Regions from separate parts of the Homo sapiens genome. Here region 2 is linked to region 1. Evidence: read pairs that join two places in POLR2A ChIA-PET (ENCODE). Cell type or tissue: GM12878. All regions are shown on one strand. Links, peaks and the distances in the headings refer to the core of each region. The heading gives the core; the rest is flanking DNA. Region 1 overlaps TMX4 (thioredoxin related transmembrane protein 4). Region 2 overlaps PLCB1 (phospholipase C beta 1).

The links. Peaks named below come from ENCODE experiments on the same cell type or tissue, not always from the same donor. Only the 100,000 strongest peaks of a DNase experiment are listed, where the experiment ranks them.
Region 2: POLR2A ChIA-PET joins it to region 1 with 6 read pairs; 2 of 35 experiments call an interaction of 5 or more read pairs at or near these places.

The regions. Positions count from the first base shown.
Region 1 is chr20:8,002,618-8,014,097 of GRCh38, reverse strand. TMX4 (thioredoxin related transmembrane protein 4) reads left to right here. Exons shown (of 8, transcript NM_021156.4): 2 at 3,783-3,898. Among named protein-coding and RNA genes, the nearest start is that of TMX4, 11 kb to the left of the region's middle. In GM12878, for the core only: no CTCF peak of the experiment used is centred there; no DNase peak of the experiment used is centred there.
Region 2 is chr20:8,150,362-8,161,841 of GRCh38, reverse strand. It overlaps PLCB1 (phospholipase C beta 1), which reads right to left. Exons shown (of 32, transcript NM_015192.4): 2 at 11,471-11,480. Among named protein-coding and RNA genes, the nearest start is that of PLCB1, 24 kb to the right of the region's middle. RefSeq lists cis regulatory regions at 6,306-6,319, 6,342-6,353, 6,346-6,359 and enhancers at 6,241-6,385, 6,276-6,420, 6,281-6,425. In GM12878, for the core only: no CTCF peak of the experiment used is centred there; a DNase peak (open chromatin) is centred at 5,131.

The DNA.
Region 1 (11,480 bases), core at 2,895-7,894:
TTTGAGCATAAGGCTTTCAATTCATGGGTCATTCCACATTTGCCAAAAGGAAGAATAACACTTGATGTAGTTAAGGCATCTTTTGTTGACACTTTGATTTAGTTTCCTTTATTAAGTCATAGAAAGATGAACCTAGTATACCTCTTTCCTCTTCATTGTTGCTGAGTATTCTGAGCATTTTGATCAAAGTTCTACTAAGTGAAAATTGACTGGATCTGTTATTGACTGTCTCATTTCTGCAAAGATAAGAAAAAGTCAGGAGAAAAGAGAGTGTACTGAGAAACACTGGTGAAATTAGAGTCAAGACAGAAGAAGAGTTGTTCATTATTGGTAAATAAAAATTTATCGTTAATAAAATTTCCTTTCTAGGAAATAAATATAAGTAAGTCCTTCTCTGAAATATTTAGCACACCTAATGAAATCTTAAACCAAATTCAGTAAGTTCATGGAATAAAAGATTCAAGGTCCTTCAACCTCGTTCCATCAACAAAACACGGACAACATGGACAACAAAAACATTCTGTTGAACAAAAAACGTGGACAACAAAAACATGCTGTTGAATTTTGTTTCCCAGAAATGGTTAAAAACATTGCACTGACATGTAAGTTGGTGTAATTTACCAGAGCTTTTTGGCTATCTGGAATATATTTCAAATATGTTTATGAAGTTTACTAATTTTACATACCACTGTGACCTGCAAACAAGTCAACAAAAGTTCAGTAGAAAAGATAACAATTTACAGTTTAAATGACTATAATGGAGCTAATTGCTCTTGGAGGCTCTTAAGGATTATGTGTAAGAGACAAAGTTATGGCAGGTCATATCTTTTATAGTTCTTAGGAGAAGATTGCCAGTGTGAACTAGTTTGAAATAAATTTAATGAAGATCATGTTCAATTATTTCTGATGTGTTTAATTTATGCATATATACATAAATTATATATATATGTATCTATGTGTACACAGAGTGAGAGAGGAGCATGAAGGTCACATGACTGATCCTTGCATTCATTTTGTCCCTGGAGATATTTTACTTAGTTTCTAAATTCTTATACAAATTACTGTTCTTTAGATACAAAAGAATATTAAAAACTTTAAAAACTGCAGCAACAATGGACCAGTTCCCATGCTAAAGACTCAGAGCTGGCTTATCTCTACCACTGAAAGAACATCTGGGTGCATTCCAACACAAATCAGCTGTGATTAAATCTGTGAAATAATGGCATTAACAATGCCACAGACCAGTGTATAGCAGCTATGTAGAAATGGCATATCTAAAATTACCTCAGTGGCATATCCGAGGATGCATTATAATTGTATATCTGAAGGTCAGTTTCACCAAAAACCAACTTAGTAATAGCCTATCTAGAGATTAAGTCCTGTATTTTTTAAATTATGAAACATAATTACTGATGCAGCAAATGTGCCTGTGATTTATATGCAAAGAGCGTCCTAGGGAAATAAAGAGGATCTGAAGTTCATTATATTATATTATACTTCAAGATAACTTCCTTATTCTTGTTACTTTCTTATAACTTCTTTCTCCCTCTGAATGTTGAAGTTTTATATTCCTTGACGATTTTTATCAAAGAAATACCTCCATCTGTGTTCTTGCTCTGAGTGGTCTTAAGCACATCTCTATACCTGCTTTGTCTGTTTGGCAGTGAGGCTGTAAGGTCAGATGAGCTAATGCATCGTAAAAGTGTCTTGAACCCCAAGCAGTATTACAAATGAAATTTGTATTAATGGTTGCTCCTATTAAATAAATATGTGCCTGCTTCGTATTTCATCTGATCTCTCAGTAACCTAAGGTAGCTACTGTTATTATCCCATTTTACAGTTGAGGAAACTGAGGCATGGAGAGATTATTAACCTGCCCAGAATATCATGATTAATTCCTGGTTGATCTTTCTGATTGTTATAGCAGAACTCTTATCCAACATCATGGAACGCTTGTTGAAATGTACTTGATAATTCAGAATTCCTTTTTTTCCTAAAGTTTGCCAACTGCCTGAGTCTCATCTGTTAACTTGGATATTTAGAAACTACATAGAAAATAACTTATTTTCTCAGATGAAGAATATGATTTTCATTAAAGTTGATACACTTGTTTATTCAGCAAACATTTATTGAACACCTACTGTATATCAAGAATGTACTTTGCCTTGGAAATACAGAGACACGAAGGTTTAAAAAAATCTACATTCAAAGATGTCAGCAGATTATTTTGTTGTTCCTGTCTTCTGGATCTCAGGATTTGGACAGTGAGCTGTAATGGAAAGATTAATGATGTTTTAGCATGATCTTGGAATTAGCTATATAGTAGTCTTTTCTAGAGATGGTGAACAACTGTGCTTGCTAAGTCTTGCTGCTTCTGGGGCCTGTCTGGAGAAAGTAATGAATGCTTTGGCTTTGGGTAGTCCATTCTCTTCTGGGTTCTGCCTAATTTTCAGTACTTTTTGTGAAATAAATGCATTCCTTCCCCTAGTCTTCGCTTTTTAACCCCTGACTCATCTTTTATAATGCGAAAGATCAAAATCTTGCCCAATTTCAGTTTTTGTTTTTTGTTTTGTTATTCAGCAAAGTTGGTTTATATGTGTCATTGCATTGATTTTTTTTTTTAATGATACTTACCAGCATGCTTTTGCACAGTTCAGAATTTTGAAGGGATTTGTAAATGATGACCTGACAGGCAACTTTGAGCCTAAATCTTGTTACAGGATTTGATCAGTTTTGTACTTTTCCCCTTACTTTGTTTCCCTTCCTAAGGCATTTTGTGTGTGTGAGTGTTATATTCTATTGGCAGGCATTCTTTTCTACTTCTCTTTCTCTCCCCTGGCCCCTTTCCTCCCTTAATACAGAAATAATAGGTGCCACATTTTGTAAAAACAATTCAGGAATGGAACAAATGAAAAATAAATTGGAGGGAATTGGCATTTTAAAAATGCTCAGCCTGCTTACCCACAAGTTGGTATATTTCTCTATTTATTCAAGACTTTATTATGAAAAATTTTAAACAGACGCAAAAATAAGAATAATATGATGTTTGCCCCCCATGCTTATCTCTGTTCATTTCTGGATTGTACCGTCCACAAGGAGAGGAGGCACCAAATCTCCTTCACAATTGTAGCCTCAGCTTCTGCCATAATGCTTTCTTAGTATTTATTGAATGAAAAATAACTGTAAAAAGTAGGGTTCTGACTTGAAAGCCAAGGTATTTTTAAATTCTGCTAAATTTAAGAAAGTGTTGGGTAGAGCGGGTTTAGCCTATAGCTTCTACTTTCCTTTTCAGAATGTTCAGAATTACCACAGATCTTGGAAACATTCTTGAGGATGCTCAAACAACAGATTTGGTCTCTGCCCATCAGATCTGTAGCTTTGATGGATTTGAAACTGGTTTGGCTAGTTTAGGGTCACCCTGTGAAAATTGTTCTCCTTTAGTGGGGCACTAAAAAGAGCTCTTACCCTCAAAGATCAAAAGCTATCTGGAGAGAAACATAATTGTATGAATAGCATTGAAATAAAATGTTTATGGATAATAATAATTATTGGAAATATTCTCAAACTTTGGCCAAATTTTTTCCTATAGAATTGACATTCATACATTAAATCCTAGTGGGGACAATGTGCTTCTGTTTTTCTATGTCAAATGACTTTGGAAAAGCCTCCTTTTATAATTTCCCTTTTTTAATAATTTATTTTTTAATTTAAATACTCGATTTCTCTGTTTTGCAGATTTCTTCTGTATATTTATCAATATAATTCTTATTCTTCTCTTATAGTTACGCCCCATGGTGTCCATCCTGCCAGCAGACTGATTCAGAATGGGAGGCTTTTGCAAAGAATGGTGAAATACTTCAGATCAGTGTGGGGAAGGTAGATGTCATTCAAGAACCAGGTACTGTGAATGTTGCACATAAAATGCAAAAGTTTACCGACTTTTTATTTTGAATTTTTTTCAAGCATATAGAAAAGTTGAGAGTCTGGGATATTGATTACCCATGAACTGGCCACCTTTAAGTAGCAGATTACATTTTTTGCATACTTGGATCTGTCTTTACGTGTATGTGTTTGCACATACATATTTGCATATATATTTCTATTTTTTCTATTTTTATTTTGCTGAATCATTTGAAAGTAAGTTATCGACATCATGATAATTTACCCTTCAATTCTTTAGCACGTTAAAGGCTTCTTAATTATTTCCCATGTGTCTTTTTTTTTTTTTTTTTTTTTACAGTTTTTTGACTGAGGATCCAATCATGGTTCATAAATTACATTTGGTTGTTAAGTCTTTTTAGTCTCTTGCAATCAACAATTATCCCTCATTTTTTAAAATGACATTGATATTCTGAAAAGAAAAAGCTACAGTTTTCCTAGGTGTTTCCTTATGGTGACATGGAACTTATAGGAATATTAACTTATACGAGTATTTTCTGCAAACTGAGAGTTTAGGTGCATGATTTAGCTTAGACATTTATGGCAAGAGTACTTCTAAGATGATGCTGTGACTTCATATTACATCTCATTAGAAGGGATATGCTATCACCATTAGTAATGCTAATTTTGAGCACTTGGATATGGTGGTGACACTAAGTATCTCAATTATGAAGAAAGGATCTCACATTGTGATTAGCAAGTAACCTCTGGGATGATTTTTTGGGGTTTTAAGATCCATGATGCTCTTGCCTGAATCAGATATTATATTTCACTGTGGTTCCAGAGAGTGAATTTCTAGTTCTGTCATTCTGTCTACACTGATTAGCTGTGAATGATATAAGTTTTCACAAGAATGAATCATTTTTACCCCAAAGAGTGGAGTGATACAGAGACTTTTAAATTCTGAAAAGATATATACAATAAATTTGTGTTTGTAGTTTTAAAACAACTGTATATTATATATAAACTGAGAAGAAAAGATGGCCTTTTATAATCTAAATCTCTAAAATGTGGCTATTTTCAAATTTTAACAGTCATCTTTTTCATTGACATTCAATTTATACCTACTGCATCCTTTCATCCTTTTACAAGGGCAAAAAGAAGATGGGTATAGAAGTGTAGACATTCATTTTCTATAATAAACTGTGAGTTCAAAAAACACTTAAATAATGAAGTACCAGTTACTTGGATAACAGAATAGATGGTACATGTTAAAATTGATGTGTCAGCAAACCCGTGGAGCGAGATTTCTATTAAAAGCCATGAATCCTCATTCCTCTATCTTTGTAAGCATTGTCCTCCATCTAGAGATGGACAATAAAAGCTATTAGTTCATGGTTTTGGCTGTTATAATAAGTTAATTCTGTTTGGAGGCTAAATCATTGCAGATGCATTTTTGCCAGAAACTTGTTTTCATCTTTAGAGTTTAAGTAAACTAAATTCAGGCATAAGACTTGTTAATTACTGGGCACCATGCACATTTTATGATGGGTTTCTTAAAAATGCAGCTGGTCAATTTGCATTTCAGTAATTTGGCACACCTGCTCAGAATTTATAGCATAATTTGAATTAAAAGAATTAAACAGCCTTGTGATGGGTTCACAAATCTTATGTTTAATTAAATATAGTCTTTCCTTCTAAAAATGTAGACTTACAGTTATTTTTAACATTATGAATTGATTAGGTTTTCTTGATAATGAAATAAGAGAGAAATTGATTTTAAGAAATATTTTTAATACATTCAATGTTGACTTGGTTTTATGTATATCTGAAATATATATACTTGAAATATTAAAAGAAGAAGGAAAAACTTCTGGTATTCTGTAGGAATATTGAAAAAACAAAGTCTAATAAAAGATTATTATTTTATGTGTTTGAACAATTTTTTATAGGCAGAGGCTCTAGAATTATTTTAAATGATAAAAATTTTAAAAGTGCAACTCATAAATAAAAATTAGGAGATAAACTTCTACATGCATGATTATTTGAGAGACATAGAAAATATTTCATTTCATATTATACTGTTTTAAATTTATAATTTTACTTTGAATTACAAATTTAATGCTTTCAGTTAATCTTTTAATAGCGATTAGAAGTAACGTGTTTATTCAACAAGTATTTGAGTTTCTACCATAAACAGGCCCTGTTCTAGATACCAGTGATACAAAGGTGAATAAGGAGGACAGAGGCCTTGCTCCTCATGGAGCTGCATTCTAGTGGAGGAGATAAATAGTAACAAAAGAAAATTGGCAAATAATGTCAGATGGTGGTAAGGGATATGAAGAAAACGTAGGATAAAAATGTACAAAATGATTGGAGCTACCTCTTAAGTTAGGATGGCCAGGGAAGGACCAGAGATAAATAGGTTTCAATTTATCAAGACCTGTTTAGCCAGAGGTCTTGATAAATTGAGGAAGTAAATTTCAAAAACCTTTGTGGGAGGAGCATTCCAGGCAGAGCAAACACCATGTGCAGGTAGGAGTGTACTTGGCTTATTTGGAGAACAATAGGACCACCAGTGGAGTACTTGAGATAAATGGGGATGGAGAAGTAGCTAGGGACCACACCCTGTGAGGTCTTGTTGGCCATGACAAGGAGTTTAGATTTTCTACAAAGTATGATAGGGAGCTACTGGAAGATTGGAGCAGGAGAGAGATATGATATGATTTATATTTTAAAATAATTCCTTTGGCAGCTATGTGAAAAAATTGACTACAGGGGATCAGAAGAAAGCAGGGAGAATGGTTAGGAGGTAAATCAGTAGTCCAGAGTTGAGAAGATGGTGGCTTGGACTAGTAACAGCAGTGTTAAGTGGTGGGATTCTTGAGATACTAGGATTTTCTGATGGATTGGTTGCCAGATGGGGTGGAAAAGGAGAAAATGGAGAAGACTGAGGAGAAGTAGGTTTGGGACAGGGGCTAAGTTTGGGATGTTAAATAGATATCCAAATAGAGATGAACTAGAGATGTAAGTTTGAGGACCATCAATATACTTGGCATTGGAGCTAGAAGAAAAATTCAGATTATCTATGATCTGTATGTGCCAGAGTCGTGAGAACAGGCCACTGCAACATTTAGAAAAAAAGAAGTTGCAGCCAGGTGCAGTGGCTCACGCCTGTAATCCCAGCACTCTGGGAGGCCGAGGCGAGCGGATCAACTTAGGTCAGGAGTTCAAGACCAGCCTGGCCAATGTGGTGAAACCTTTTCTCTACTAAAAATACAAAAAATTAGCTGGGTGTGGTGGCAGGTGCCTATAATTCCAGCTACTTGGGAGGCTGAGGCAGGAGAATGGAGAATCGCTTGAACCCGGGAGGCAGAGGTTGCAGTGAGCCGAGATAGCGCTATTGCACTCCAGGCTGGGCAACAAGAACATAACTTTGTCTCAAAAAAAAAAAAAAAGAAGAAGAAGTTCCATCATAGGAGAAGGAACTTCTCCTATGAGAAGTTAGTGAGATAGAGAGGGAGAAGTAGGAGGGTCTGGTAGCCAAGTGTAGAAAGATTGTCTTAATGTGATACTAACTCACTGGCAAGCCTCCAGGGCAGTTTGCCTCTATCTTGGAAGCAGTTTATTTATTTACTTTTTACAAACACTAACGTCTTGAATGAATAGTAAAAACTCATTGAAATGATATTATTTTTCCCCACAGTTGAGCACTTTACTGTGTATTTCTGTATACAAATTTCTATTTGGTTGCAGATCTTCGTTAGTGTATTCTTGCCTTGCCACAGAAGTGCTAGTAAGGAATAATTTCAATTCTTTCCCTGTAAGTAAAATTTAAAGAGGGGAAACAATAATTTTGAAGTGTCATGCATACTCTTTAGTTATTCTTATAACTCTTCCATCAGTAGATCTATTAAGATATTCTTTTAAGTATTTTAAGCAAGGTAAGATTTCAGATTTATCAATGAAACGAGAAAAGTTCCCTTCTTCCCTCACAGGGTGTGCGTTGGGGGTGTGGCTTGCTTCTTTGTGCCCGCTGCTCAAACCTCTAGGGGGACATGCAGACGGGCAGGCTGTGGGGCTCCGATCCCACGGCAGCATAAAGGGGTGAATGTTTACAGCTGAAGCCCCAGTGGGCGTGTGTTACCGTGTGCTCTTTCAGTTTAGCCATCCATAGGTGGCTTGTGTTCGTCAGCTCAATTAGACACCCCCCTGCCTTATCACAGGGACAGAGGGCTTCTTGCCTTGGTGTACCAGAAGAATCGGATCACATGTGGGCTTGGAGAATGAGTGCAAGGTTTTATTGAGTGGAAGTAGCTCTCAGCGAGGTGGATGGGGAGGCCAGAACGGGGATGGAGTGGGAAGGTGGTGGTTTTCCCCTGGAGTTGGGCCACCCAGCGGCTGGGCTGTCCTCCAACTACCCTGGCCAAACTTTCCGTTGTTCTGCGGGTCGACTTGCCAGTGTCTGCTGGTGTGTTCTTCTGCTGGTGTGCTCCTCTCAATGTCCTCTCGATGTCCAGCCGCTGTGTGTTCTTCTGCCGATGTCTTCCTCTTGACTCCCAGCTGCTTGTTTGTGTGCCTGCTAGAGACTCAGGGTTTATATATGCACAGGATGGGAGCATGGCAGGCCAGGGTGGTCTTGGGAAATGCAACATTTGGGCACAAAAACAGAAATGCCTGTCCTCGCCTAGGTCCATGGGCACAGCCCCGAGGGTGGAGCCCTCTCCAGGGGCCCATCTTTCCCCTCCCAGCACTTCCCTGCCCATCTCCAATGTCATCAAAACTAGAGACTATAATCATGTTGCATTTTTATGGCTGAGATGTAGAAGCCGAGGAAAGGGCAGCCCTTAGATTAGGTTACATTACATTGCCTGTTTAATACTGCGTAGATCAGGTGATGTGTCAGTTGAGTTGACTTTGGGAAATTAAATTTAATGAGTATATACTTGAACCTTCTGTTCCATGCAGATGAGCTTAGTTGTCAAGGTCAGGAAAACAGCAGCTGCTCATCACCCTTGAGTGATGGCTATTTCACTAGATTAGAGGTAAGCCAGTCTCCTGCCACAGCCAAGTGTAAGCATTGTCTTTAAAACTACTGATTAATGCAGAAGCCAATTTAGTTTACTGTACTTTAGTGTTATATTTTAAATTTTATAAATGTAAATTTTATCTTGTTTTCTATTATGTTGACAACCTTATTTCAATCTCAAAAGTAAGGTTAATTCTCCTTTTTTTCATTGTGTTTTCCTTCTGCTACCCTCTTTGTTGATAATAACAACATTTAGTAAGCATTTACTTCAGCCTGTGATTGTGCTATACACTTACATGCATTTTAGCTTCATAACAACCCTGTGAAGAACAAACTGTTTATCTCTGTCTTACTCAGAAAACTGAGGCTAGGATAGGTTTAGTAACATGACAAAGATAACATGCTAATAAATAGTACAACAATGGCTAATAGATAGCTATTAGCTATCTCTGTTTTCTTAATACTGAACCTAAATAATTTCTGTTGTGTTTTGGCTTATCAAAATGTAATTCTCTTCCATAATTTTTTTCTTTCTCTAAGCTTTTAATTTTTCTTTCTTTTGCTGCATGTGTTTAAGATAAGGTTTCTGATACAGTGTTAAAATCTGTCCTGCATTCTCTGTTTGTGCCTACTTTATGTTGTGTCACAGTCTTCATTTTAAAGTGGAAGTTACCCTTAAAGTAAAAAAGGCATGTAGAAATTTTGGAAGGCTTTGTGGCCTAACTTTATCCTTTTTACTGAAAAGCTTAGGAGTATACTTGTTTCTTCCAAGCTTACTGAAGTTATTGCACTGAACTATTATCCTGAGACAAGCTGCTATTATGATGTTCAAATTCTTTGTCAAGATCCACATTTAACTTAATGTTATTAAACCCTGAAGCCACAACCTCAGATGGTGCTTCTGTATTCCAAGTGGTCATGTTTTAATTTTCAGGTAATGAAAATTTTCCTGGACACGTCATAGAATCAGTGTTAAAGGTTAGAAGACATTTTTGGAGTACTGAGATGAGACCCAGAGTTTTCGGATGTCTTTTAGCCTCCCAGAAGTTACTTTTTTTTTTTTTTGAGATGAATTTCTTATGGTGTTGGATCTACAGGGATTTAGTAGCGTGTCATCATCCAAGGAAGACTTCGACTGTTCTGGATCTTGTTGTTGTTGATTTTACTGAATATATCATTATATGACAGAATATTATTCCAGACAGCAAACTGAACTCGTGTCTGAGTTGGGTGCTGCAACCTCATTGTTAATATTCCACATAGGCTGTCATTTGAAGAAATATTGACAAACATAAATGAAAGTAATCTTGAGGTGATATGATTTATTGGTCTTTATTTTAATAAACCTTAATTGATGGCCTTGTAAATTGGTACAGTAGTCAGTGAAACAACATAGCAATTCATATCAAGAGACATAAAGTTATTATACCCTTTAATCTAGCAATTTTGGGAAGAACTCTCCTGTTATTCCTTTTAGCCAGAACCAGAAAGATGCAGAAAAACCTCAGAGACCATCTGTGACTTTGATACTTTTTCTTGGTACTCACTGATTTTCATGAGTACATTTATTTGTAAAGATAATTTATGTTTTCTGAAATGAGGTGCAATTTCTAAAAGACTTAAGACTAAAGCCTCCTGAATCTGGAAATGTTTTATATATTGTATAATTAAATGTGTTTTATGAAATATTTTTCTACTTATTTATTTACTTCTTTATTTATTGTCATAGCCAGTGATGACTAAGAACATACAAAAGAGCAAGTTAAAAAATCACTTTAAGTGATACCTAACATTTAATAGAAATCTTGTCTCTTTATTCTGATAAAAATAAAATCTAAGTAAAAAACTTTAAGAGGTGATGAGATACTATTTAATTTCTTCATTCCATTTTAAAAAAACATACAAATGAAATATACATTCTTAATACCGTAACTGTCTTTAGATAAAATTTTTGGCTGGTCATAAGGAACTATAGCTAGGTAAGAAGTAATGTATGAAGCTGTTCATAATAATTATCTTAAACCAAAGGCATATACTAGTTTTTTAAGTATTTAGGAATAACAGTACTTTTTCCCCTGGCAAGTTAGAATTGGAAGTATACTGTAGGATACCCTTGTTCCCTCCAGGGTGAAATCCTGAGCAATGTGAGAGATGAAAATGCGCTTAGAAGTGCTTGTTACAATCCTCAGTTGACCTATTTTTGGGTCACTCGTGTTTATGTTACTGGTGACAAAACTTTTTTTTCCAATGTACAATGACAAATTTTTGTAGTAAATGTTTCTTTTTGTGACTTTGACTTTTACTAATCCAGAGCATTGTGTTTCCTTTTAAATACAATTGAGATGTTTTGGAATCCACTTGGTCTGAAATGAAATAAAATACAGAATTCTTTGAGAAGACGCATCATTTGTTACTAAATTATGTTGAATATGGATTTAATTTATAAAATGGGTGAAAGTAAATTTTCCATGTTATTAAAAGTAAAGCTTCAGTGTTTTGAATTGCAAGTTACCACAGGGATGTGTGATTTGAGCAACTTAATTTGAATGGATATTTGATTTTGTCCACATTG
Region 2 (11,480 bases), core at 2,362-7,361, 150 kb before region 1:
GTGTTCACCTTGGCTGTACATTAGAATCAAATGAGGAGCTTTCAAAAAAAAAAAAAAAGTCCAATGTTCTGACCACACCCCAGACCAATTAAGTCAGATTCTCTGGAGACAGGAAGCCCAGGCAGCAGCGTCCTTTGAGGCTCCCCCTGTGATTTCATTGTGCAGCCCAACTTGAGAATACCTTCTTCATACAGTTTGTCTGTTCCTAGCAAATGTACTAGGCCTACTGAGGTTTCTTTTTCAAACAAATCCAAGGAAAAAAATCCTGCAGGCAAACTTAACTTTACATATTAAACAGGTTCTTTAAACAGCAAAAAGTTAAGAGCCAGAACATAGAGCCAGACTGCACTGCCACTGTTGTTTCTATTCCTGACTCTGCCATTAACCAACTGTACAACCAGGGATCATGACATAACCTCTGTTCACACTTCAGTTTACTCACTTTTAAATGTAGATAATAGTAGCACTGTCATTCATAGGATTATGGAAATGACGAAATTGCATAGGTCTGTTAACACACACTATATATATGTGTAAGTATACACACACTATGTATGTATATATGTAGCACGGCATATAGACACACTATGTATGTATATATGTAGCATATATGCACTATATACATACTATTATAGACTATAAGTATACCTATGCTACATATACTATATAAATATATGTATAAAAATATGTATATGCTATAAATATACAGACTATATATTATTAGAATTGTGTCTGGCAAGGATAAAACAGCATATATGTGTTTGCTGTTGGTGATGCTAAGGATAACAAGGATAATGATAACAACGATAAAAAGGTATGTGCAAAGTAAATTAGTGAATATTACATACTTTGCTAGATTTGAGAAACTTATTTATAATAGGTACCAACGTCCTAATAAGTCAGTTGTTCAAAGTTTGCATTTTTGCCTTTTAAATTACTTAAAGTAAATTTAAAATATTTTAAAGTGGAAGAAAGTAATTATATTATTTATTTTAATATTTTGTGTGTGTGTGATAAATGTTTAAATAATCCAACTATCAATCTAAATTTATTTTCCCAAAAGACAAAAAGAGACTTGTCTTGCTGATTAAATATAGAAAGAGCTTGACAAGTGATAGGTTTGGCTGTGTCCCCACCCAAATCTCATCTTGAATTCCCCCGTGTTGTAGGAGGGACCTGGTGGGAGGTAATGGAATCATGGGGGCAGGTCTTTCCTCTGCTGTTCTCATGATAGTGAATAAGTCTCACAAGATCTAATGGTTTTAAAAATGGGAGTTTCCCGTAGAAGCCCTTTTCTCTTGGCTGACACCATGTGAGACGTGCCTCTCACCTTCCACTATGATTGTGAGGCCTCCCCAGCCACGTGGAACTGTAATCCTATTATACCTCTTTCTTTTATAAATTGTCCAGTCTTGGGTATGTCTTTATCAGTGGCATGAAAACGGCCTAATACAGTAAATTGTACCAGTAGTGTGGTGTTGCTGAAAAGATACCCAAAAATGGGGAAGCAACTTTGGAACTGGGTAAAAAGCAGAGGTTAGAACAGTTTGGAAGGCTCAGAAGGAGACAGGAAAATGTGGAAAAGTTTGGAACTTCCTAGAGACTTGTTGAATGGCTTTGACAAAAATGCTGATAATGATATGAACAATAAGGTCCAGGCTGAGGTGGTCTCAGATGGAGATGAGGAACTCATTGGGAACTGGAGCAAAGGACACTCTTGTTATGTTTTAGCAAAGAGACTGGCAGCATTTTTCCCCTGCCCTGGAGATTTAGAGAACTTTGAACTAGAGAGAGATGATTTAGGGTATCTGGTGGAAGAAATTTCTTTTTTTCTTTTTTTTTTTTTTTTTTTTGAGATGGAGTTTCACTCTTGTTGCCCAGGCTGGAGTACAATGGCACGATCTTGGCTCACTGCAACCTCCACTTCCCAGGTTCAAGTGATTCACCTGCCTCAGCCTTCCCAGGTAGCTGGGATTACAGGCATGTGCCACCCTGCCTGGCTAATTTTGTGTTTTTAGTAGAGATGGGGTTTCTCCATGTTGGTCAGGCTGGTTCCGAACTCCCAACCTCAGGTGATCCACCCAACTCAGCCTCCCAAAGTGCTGGGATTGCAGGCATGAGCCACCACGCCCGGCCTGGTGGAAGAAATTTCTAACCAGCAAAGCATTCAAGAGGTGGCTTGGGTACCGTTAAAGATATTCAGTTTTATAAGGGAAACAGGGCATAAAAGTTCAGAAAATTTGCAGCCTGACAATGCAATAGAAAAGGAAATCCCATTTTCTGAGGAGAAGTTCAAGCCGGCTGCAGAAATTTGCATAAGTAACAAGAAGCCAAATGTTAATCCTCAAGACAATGGGGAAAATGGCTCCAGGGCATGTCAGATGTCTTCATGGCAGCCCCTCCCATCATAGGCCCAGAGGCCTAGGAGGAAAAAATGGTTTTGTGGGTTGGAACAAGGGTCCCTGTGCTGTGTGTAGCCTAGGGACTTGGTGCCCTACATCCCTGCCACTCTAGCTGTGTCTGAAAGGGGCCAATATAGAACATGGGCCATGGCTTCAGAAAGTGCAAGCACCAAGCCTTGACAGCTTCCACATGGTGTTGAGTCTGTGGGTGCACAGAAGTCAAGAATTGAGGTTTGGGAACCTCTGCCTAGATTTCAGAGGATGTATGGAAACACCTGGATGTCCAGGCAGAAGCTTGCTGCTGGGGTGGTGCTCTCATGGAGAGTCTCGGCTAGGGCAGTGCAGAAGGGAAATGTGGGGTTGGAGCCCCCAGTCCCAACTGGGGCACTGCCTAGTGGAGCTGTGAGAAGAAGGCCACCATCCTCCAGACTCTAGAATGGTAGATCCACCTACAACTTGCACCATGCCCCTGGAAAAGCCACAGACACTCAATGCCAGCCCATGAAAGCAGCCAGGAAGGGGGCTGTACCCTGCAAAGCCACAGGGGCGGAGTTGCCCAAGGCCATGGGAGCCCATCTCTTGCATCAGTGTGACCTGGATGTGAGACACGGAGTCAAAGGAGATCATTTTGGAGCTTTAAGATTTGACTACCCTGCTAGATTTTGGACTTGCATGAGGCCTGTAGCCCCTTTGTTTTGGCCAATTTCTCCCATTTGGAATGGCTCTATTTACCCAATGCCTATACCTCCATTGTATCTAGAAAGTAACTAGCTTTCGATTTTACAGGCTCATAGGCAGAAGGGAATTGCTTTATCTCGGATTAGACTTGGGACTGTGGACTTTTGAGTTAATGCTGAAATGAGTTAAGACTTTGGGGGACTGTTGGAAAGGCATGATTTGTTTTGAAATATTAGGACATGAGATTTGGGAAGCTCCAGGGGCAGAATGATATGGTTTGGCTGTGTCCCTACCCAAATCTCAGCTTGATTTCCCGTATGTTGTGGGTGAGACCTCTTTCTTTTGTAAACTGCCCAGTCTCAGGTATGTCTTATCAGCAGCATGAAAATGGACTAATACAATAATGTCTCCATCAGTACCATCAACAATCTTGAGTTGGCAAGAAAATGAACTACAGAACAACCAAAAATGCCTACTCTACCTACAACATTTGTAATTCAAACAAAAGAGCATGGCATTATATCAATACCAAGTACCCGGGGATTCTATTTGTAACAAAGTCAAAGGAATTTTCTCCGTAACAGGAAGTAAAATTATGAACAATATGCAGAATGCATTTCCTTCACATATTCTGCCAATCCAATGGCTCGAACCATTTTTTGGCATCAAAAAGTACAAATATTCCATTATAATAGCTTCATAGCATGGAAAGTATCCAATTTAATTTCTCCTAAAGTAGTGGGAAGAGCTAAATATATGCAACTTATGAAACCAAGGAACAATTTTGTAATTAAATTATATTAGGAGTAATGAATTTTCGTGGTATTACATGTTTCTAAACTCTGGTTACAATATATTAAAACAAGCATTGCTGTTGTTATGCCCATAATGAAGTGTGGTGATTGTGACATAAAAATTATACTAATGCATTTCTACTCTAAAAATGATTCCAAAGAAGCTGCAATGAAACCATCTCAAAATGACTAGCCTAATTTTAAAATATACTTTAAAAGGCTACACTTCAATTAGAAATTCTACCAAAAAAATCATACATCACATCCTCTAAGAAGAACTTGTAAATGATTCCATTCTAATAACATTTATTTGTATGTTGTGTCTACATAAGCTAAGGCATCATGACATGTCTATTCTATGCTAGCCAGAGTTCACTGGTGCAAAATCTCTGAGGAGTCACAGAAGTGAAAAGAAGGTAATGTTAATAAAAATGGAAAAACTTAACCTGGAAGTTGATATGGTGAGGATAGATTTGTTCCTCAGCAATCTGAACCTTGGCTTAGTGGCTAAACTATCCTCAAAAACACTAAAAGTTTAATCTCTAAGGTCTTGGTCAGTAGGGAGGAAGAGGAGTGGCCTGATGCCCATGTAGTTGTCACAATCCTAAAGTGACTATCTTAGGAAAAAGGCATAGGCAACCATGATTGTGTCCAATTTTTCTTGTGAATAATACAATTTTCTCCTATCAAAGTCCTCTAAATCATCTTAAAAGTTGTTCCATACGATGCTTCAAATTTCCAAGGGTCCAAGAAACTTTCACCTATGATGGACTATTTATTAGCAAATTATCCCCAGAGGGAAAGTCTTTTAAACAATAAATCCTTCTTTTGCCTTCCATGGCTCTGTTCCCACAACATTATGAAATACATAAATAAACATCTTATTTGCCCAAACAGACCTAAGCTTCAATGTTTCAGATCAAAAGACCACAGCAGAGTCTAAATAGAAAACAAGTCAGTGTTGCCTTGAAGAAGAAAAAAGGAATAAAAAGATATACATAAATAAATGGTCACTTGGTTTTCAAAACAGCACATTTTTGTGGTCTCTAATACTTATGGACAATTGTTTGGTCAGAGAGTCATTGTTTATTATGTAGCAATAATAAAAGCCACCACAAAGGATGGAGAGTTTACAAAGTAGCAGGTGTTATGCTAAGTCATTCATTTTACACATTGAATGTTCACAACAACACTAAGAGAGTAATACCCACCTTATAGATAATGAAACCAAGGCTTTGATTTTTAAAGAGATTCACTGAGGGTGACTCATTAAATACACAGCAGAGCCAGACTGTGACAAACCACATCTGTCACAGCTTCAAAGCTGGTTTCCTCAACCAGCTTTGGGCTTCCCAAATTAGGACTGTTTTAGGAAAATCAGACTTGGCTTCAAATAAAAGTGTTCACTTAATATGTTCCAATCTCTCTTAACCAAGGAATCATTTTAAAACCCTTCATTTGGGGGCATCTATATTAAGTTGTTAAGCACTATGCATCTGCATTAAGCAGTTCCTAGATAAGGATTCTAGTAAAAGTAGTTTATTTTAGAGGTGGTTTTAGAACACAATCAGGAGTGGAGAAGTGAGACAGGAAGGGAAGGAAGCCCATAAGGGGAACATTTTCAAGCCAGTTGCCACTGTGGGTAACTGGGCTTAATCCCACTAGAGAGTTCTGGGATATAATATAAAGAATGCACCTTTAAGTTATCCCACCCAAGAGGTGAGGGAGCTGTGGTATTTATCCACTGAATCCCATTGGTGAGGGTGAGTGTGAATTGCCAGGAACTTCTGGGCAGCTGCATGGGTAGCAACATGAGTTCTAGTAGCCAGACAAAGCAAAAGAATGCAGGCACTGGCCAGCCACTGGAGCCCGGCTTATGTTCTCAGGAGTGGTGAGGAAGAGGGTGTGGGTATGGCACTGTGTCTGTTTTAGCTATTAATATCATCAATACTGGTGAAGGAAATTCAAGGAAGGTGAAGGAAAGGACTTAGTCCCCAGATGCTGCTGCTTAGTCAACAATGACTGACACACTGCTCCAGGCCAAGGAACAATCCCAGCCCTCACAAAGCAATCCTCACGTGAATTTTGCTGGTTTTTTTCCCAGATAATGTAAGTTATTGTTTCAACTTTTAGAGAAAGCTACCAAATAAAATAAATAGCACTTATCTTCTAAATTTATAACTACATCATTGCATTTAATCACTCAGTGGACTCTTGAATGACCTATCCCATTTACTATACACAAGAAGGGTCAAAGTTGACAATTTTGGGATACCCTAGAGAAGCATATCCCAAAGAGAAAGCCCCACTGCTAAAAATCATTAATGAAATGTGTGGTACCCAGTAGTTCTTTATGGAAGCCAGACTATTTTTAATAGGAAATCACTAGATTTTCTTGTTGACATTTATGATGCATCATTCAAAATATTTTTGAACTCTGGACTCATGCTGAAAAATGTTACTGTGACTTATGTAAATATTTAACTTTTAAACTTTGCTTTTGAACTCTGTAGAAATTTAAGGTTATCATAAGAGAAGACTATCTATGGTTGCCATTAATGGAAACTGAATCATCACTCTGTACAAACATCCAGAATGGTGTCTCATGCAAATTCACAGGGCAGAACAAGATGGCAGATGGCATGAATGGTAGAACCAATCTTTCTTGCCCTAAGTCTCCAGAAATGACTAAATATGCAGGTATAAATTTAAATCTCTAATATAGGATCACGGGTAAACAAAAAGAATTACAATTTTGAACCACAAAGTAAGAAAGGCAGAAAATAAATGAGATAAGAATGAAGTAGGAAATCAGAACCCAGCAGTCCACAGGCATTAAAACATAACAGATCTTTGGGCCATCCAAACCAGGTAGTGAAATGTCAGCTCTACGAGTGATATGAAGAAATTGAAGTTAGAGCTCCACCTTACACCAGTCCTCATAATACATTACATATGGATTAAAAACCTAGATTAATAACGGTGATGAGAAGGAATCAGAAATATCTTAAAGGAAGCAAAAAGTGGGGAGGTAGTTGGAATGTAACTACATGAAAACTTAAAGCTTCAAGTCATCTTTTGTTACCCATAAATTAGATGTTAAGAAAGTCAAAGACAAACCACAGACAGGAAGAGTGTAATTGCAACATTTATAACAGCTAAAGGAGTACATCTAGAATACACAGAGAACTGTCCACACAAGGGCAAGAGATATAAATAGGCAATCCATGTAAGGAAAAACTGAAATGATCAATAAATGTATGATAATATACACAGTTTACTAGCAAATCAGGCAACGACAGATTAAAACAAGGTGATATAACAGTTGCATCAGTTAGGCAAAAATTAAAATATTTCCTATTACTGTTGGTTGGGCTTAAGAAAACAGTTCCACTCATATAAGACAGGTAGGGTTATAAAATGGTACAGCCATTCATTATAATTTAGGATAGGTATAGCCTTAAATCAGCAATCGCACTTCTGAGCATTTACCTTAGGGAATCCCTGACCCATATTCCCAGAGAGGGCTACACACAGCTGACTATTACTCCATATTATAGGATTCTTTGTAACCCCAAATTAGAGACAAACACCAAGAATCCACCAGTGAGAACTTCTGTATTCTTAAATAAAATGTGGTAATCAATTGTTTAACATACGATAGAGCAATATGAAAGAATGTGATACATACACATGTACTAACATGAAAAATTCCCTAAGATAGGCCAATTTAACGGAATGATATAGACACACATGTACTAACTTGAAAAGTTCTCTGAGACACACTATATGGTAAAAAGGAAATTGTAGAATGGTTAATATGATGTGACTTAGTATAAAAATGGACATAAGCAAAACAAAATGAAATATTTCCATAGTTACACATGCACAAATTTATTTAAAAGAGACCTAGGAAGAAACCATGAAGCTATTACTATTAGTTGACTCTGAATAGAGAACTAGGATTGGAGTCAATGGGAGAGTGCAGTTTAAAGATAGTTACATTGCTTTACTATTTTACAGATAAAAAGATATTTGTATATTATCCACAATATTAAAAACAAATAAAATTTGTAACAAAAAAGAAAGTAATGGGAGTTCTTCATGCAAACCGTGTGTTCTTCCTCCCATTCCTTTTCAAATTTAATGATGTGTTCCTTTTCCCTTCCCCCAAGCTCCAGTTTTATGAAGACAAGGAAGGGTTTACTGAACTATATTGAACTTCTTGGATCTGAACTAGTGGTGACTAGTTTTATTTTTACACCAACCTTGGCACAGAAGCAGGGCATCAGGTTGCAAGGCAAAGGTCTAATTTTTTTCATATTCTAGCAGGATAGGTTTTGGTTAGCTCTTTAACATTGACACTTTTTTCTTCTTTAGCCTTTCTTTCAAAACCGGTGGAGCAGATTCTTATAGTTCACATGGTTTTCACAGCTAACACTTCCTGTGTTGGTTTCTAGTGTTCACATGGCACGGATCCAAAGAAAAGTTATAGCCTAATGTAGGCCACCTCTCAAGTACTCAGGCTGTGCAGGACTCCCTTCTCACCCATGACTTACAGATAAATTCATCCTCTTCACATCACCTACACTTACACAAGAAAAACCACTCTGCTTAAAATAGTCATATTCAGAAACTCATTTTTGCTCATTTTATTCAATAAGATTTACAGAGCCAACAATACAGTGAAAAGAATTATTAAAATAAGTCCAGAGCTGGTACAAAGCATGAACATTTATCCCTAAAAATGATATTCATATTTATCTGCTTCCACCAACTCCAAACATCCTGTCAGTGTTTCACTAAAGCACATTTCTGCTACCTAAAAATGACTCGCTAGCTTTAGTTTTTAATTCCTAAATTCATCATCTGTGCTGTCTTCTTTGTCACCTATCATTTCTGTGGTGACAAATCAAAGGAGGGGTTTTGGAAGGTAGCATGTCATTGTCTACAGAGGGGAAAGCCAGTGGCTTGAAATAAGTGGCTCTGATACAAGATCTGATGTAGCCATGACAAGAGACGGACATGCATAGAACATCATAAAATGTGGCCATTTACCTCCAATGCTATAAAAAAGAAAAATAAAAAACACTTGTAAAATCCCCTCTGCTAGGGATTTCTGCTCACCTCTGAGCAGACTAGGCCTCAGATGATTGCTAATCCAAGTGCTTTGGTATAAGCTTCGTGGACCAAAGAGGGAATATATTGGAAGAAGCCCAAAGGAAGAAGAGAGGCATATTACAATAAATACCAATGCAAGCTTCCCAACCAATGGAAAACACAGTGTATAAAATCAAGGGATAAACTTAAAGGTATCACATTTTTTTTTTGTTTTCTGAGAGATTATCTCTATGGTACATGTGGCAGATTCCTAAAACTAATTGCCAGATAAAAAATATTTTTTAAAAAGTGGCCCTCTAAGTAGCATCATGAATGTACCATTCATTCATGTACCTTCAAATGATCTTATGCAAAAAAATCCCCACTAAAAGCTTGGCATGCCATCTTTTATTTGCATGCACCATTTCTTCTAGCACACATTTACTCTAATTCATCACTTGGAGTCGTCCATCTCCTAAAAGTGGATGAATCACTCTTACTGGTTCCAGGGCTGGGCTTCAAGCCAGAAAGAAAATGACAAACTTGAAAGCATGGTAAGTTTAATTTTTTTTTCTTAAATCCTCTCATCTTTTGGATTCTAAGATATATGATCACTAAGAAATGAGCCTCCAAATTCTGATAAATGACTGAGAGATGACTTTGGCATTTAGAAAGTGAAAAGTAAAATTTACTATTTCTATCTCTTGGCTAGAACTGTAAGAGTAATATCCATGAAAAGAAAAGCAATAACATGATAAAAGGAATTGCTACCACATTATCTGTTTCGCTTGGTCATAAACAGCATTGCAACCAAGATTTAAAAGTTTGTGTAAAAAATGAAAACAAATTTTCCTACCTTTGAAAATAAGCATGGGTCAAAATACTGGGTTCACAACAGAAATGCAACAAAGAGCCTTTGGTCCTAAACCCTTTTTCTTTATTAAGGAAATAAATATTGATGATTGGTCTAGAGGGGAGCTTAACTGAGTTGCCATGAATTATTTAAAAATCCCAGAATATCTTCTGTTGCTTTTATAGAAGCTTGATCTACAAGTTGAAAAATCAAACTGACAGTTTGGTCTCTCGTACAAATACCCAACGTTTAGAAATGCTCTAGGCATTATAAGTACATCGTTCATGAATATAGTTTCAACAGTTCTAAAAATATCCTTTAGGAGAAGAAAAAAACACCCAAAAAACAAAACCTCTTGCAAGCCATTGTTTTACACATAACAGCAGGAAACCAAACAGAATGTCTAAGCCAAAGCGATTAACACACCCAATAATAAATGTGAGCGTTAAGTAGGAAATCTTACTCATACAATTTTTGACATTAGCGTAGGGTCTGTGGTTTACCTCCACTTCTACAGCCACACATGGTTCCAGGGCACACTGATTTAGAGTCTAATTCCAGGACAACAAGACTGAAATTCACCTTTTGAATGATGTGTAAACAGGCTCATTCAGGAGTGGCCCTGGGACCAGACACAGGTATAATTGAGCTTGCCTCAGAGACAGAAGGCAAAGCTGACAGGCAACTCCAGGAACTTTGGATATAAGAAACTAATGTAGAGTTTTGAAAGAGCTAACAATTTGTTCCTCCTTCATCCGTAACTGTGGAGGTTCCAGCTGTTTTAATGGTATACTATTACTATTCTATTGTTTTCAGTATGTATTTAGCATTCTCAGTAAACCCTATCCCATTTCTCCATATATCAAAACTTAGAGAACAAAAACATTCTATATTCTGTGGCCTCTGAGGTTCAAGTGTAGGACTGTGGCAACGATGCTTGAAATAATAACCACTTTCCATGAGTGTTCTCATCTAACTGCCCATTAAACTCCAAATAAATCTTATGATCAGCAGATATTCTACTTTTTAATAATTCAGTACAGAATCATCAATTGGCTTCATAACAAATGAGATAATAAATTCATGCTATTGTGGGCAGAAAGCTAATTTAGTAAGAAATTCCTGACAACTGAAGGAATAGGCTAAAGGAATTTTATTCTTGGTTTTCTGACATCAACAAATTATCAGGGCCAAATTCCTGCTGATTCTGAGAGAGTCCTTAATGAACAGCACAGGGGAAAAGAGAGAGAAAGAAAAGCCAAGGGGTAAGGCTATTGGGTCAAAAGTTATTTTCTCATCATTTTTCTTCATCCTTTATGGGTGGGGACTTAAATCAGTAACGCTGACTAATTATGTGCTACACCAAATGTAATTCAAATTTCCCTGTTCTTATCCTAACACATAATATAAACAGAACCAAAAATACCAATTGCTCTAGAATTTAGCAAATCTAATATTTCAAACTAGTGACTTTGAAACGTCCTAAGTCCTAAGAATACCTTAGATATTCTTTAAAAGTAGAACCTTTAAATAAACTGCAAAAGATCTGTGAAATGGATGTTCTTCTATAGATAAGATACATAAATACTTTTCAAAGTAGTAAACGACTGAAAAATGTAAGAAAGGCATACCTCATTTCTTACCTTGTTTTGA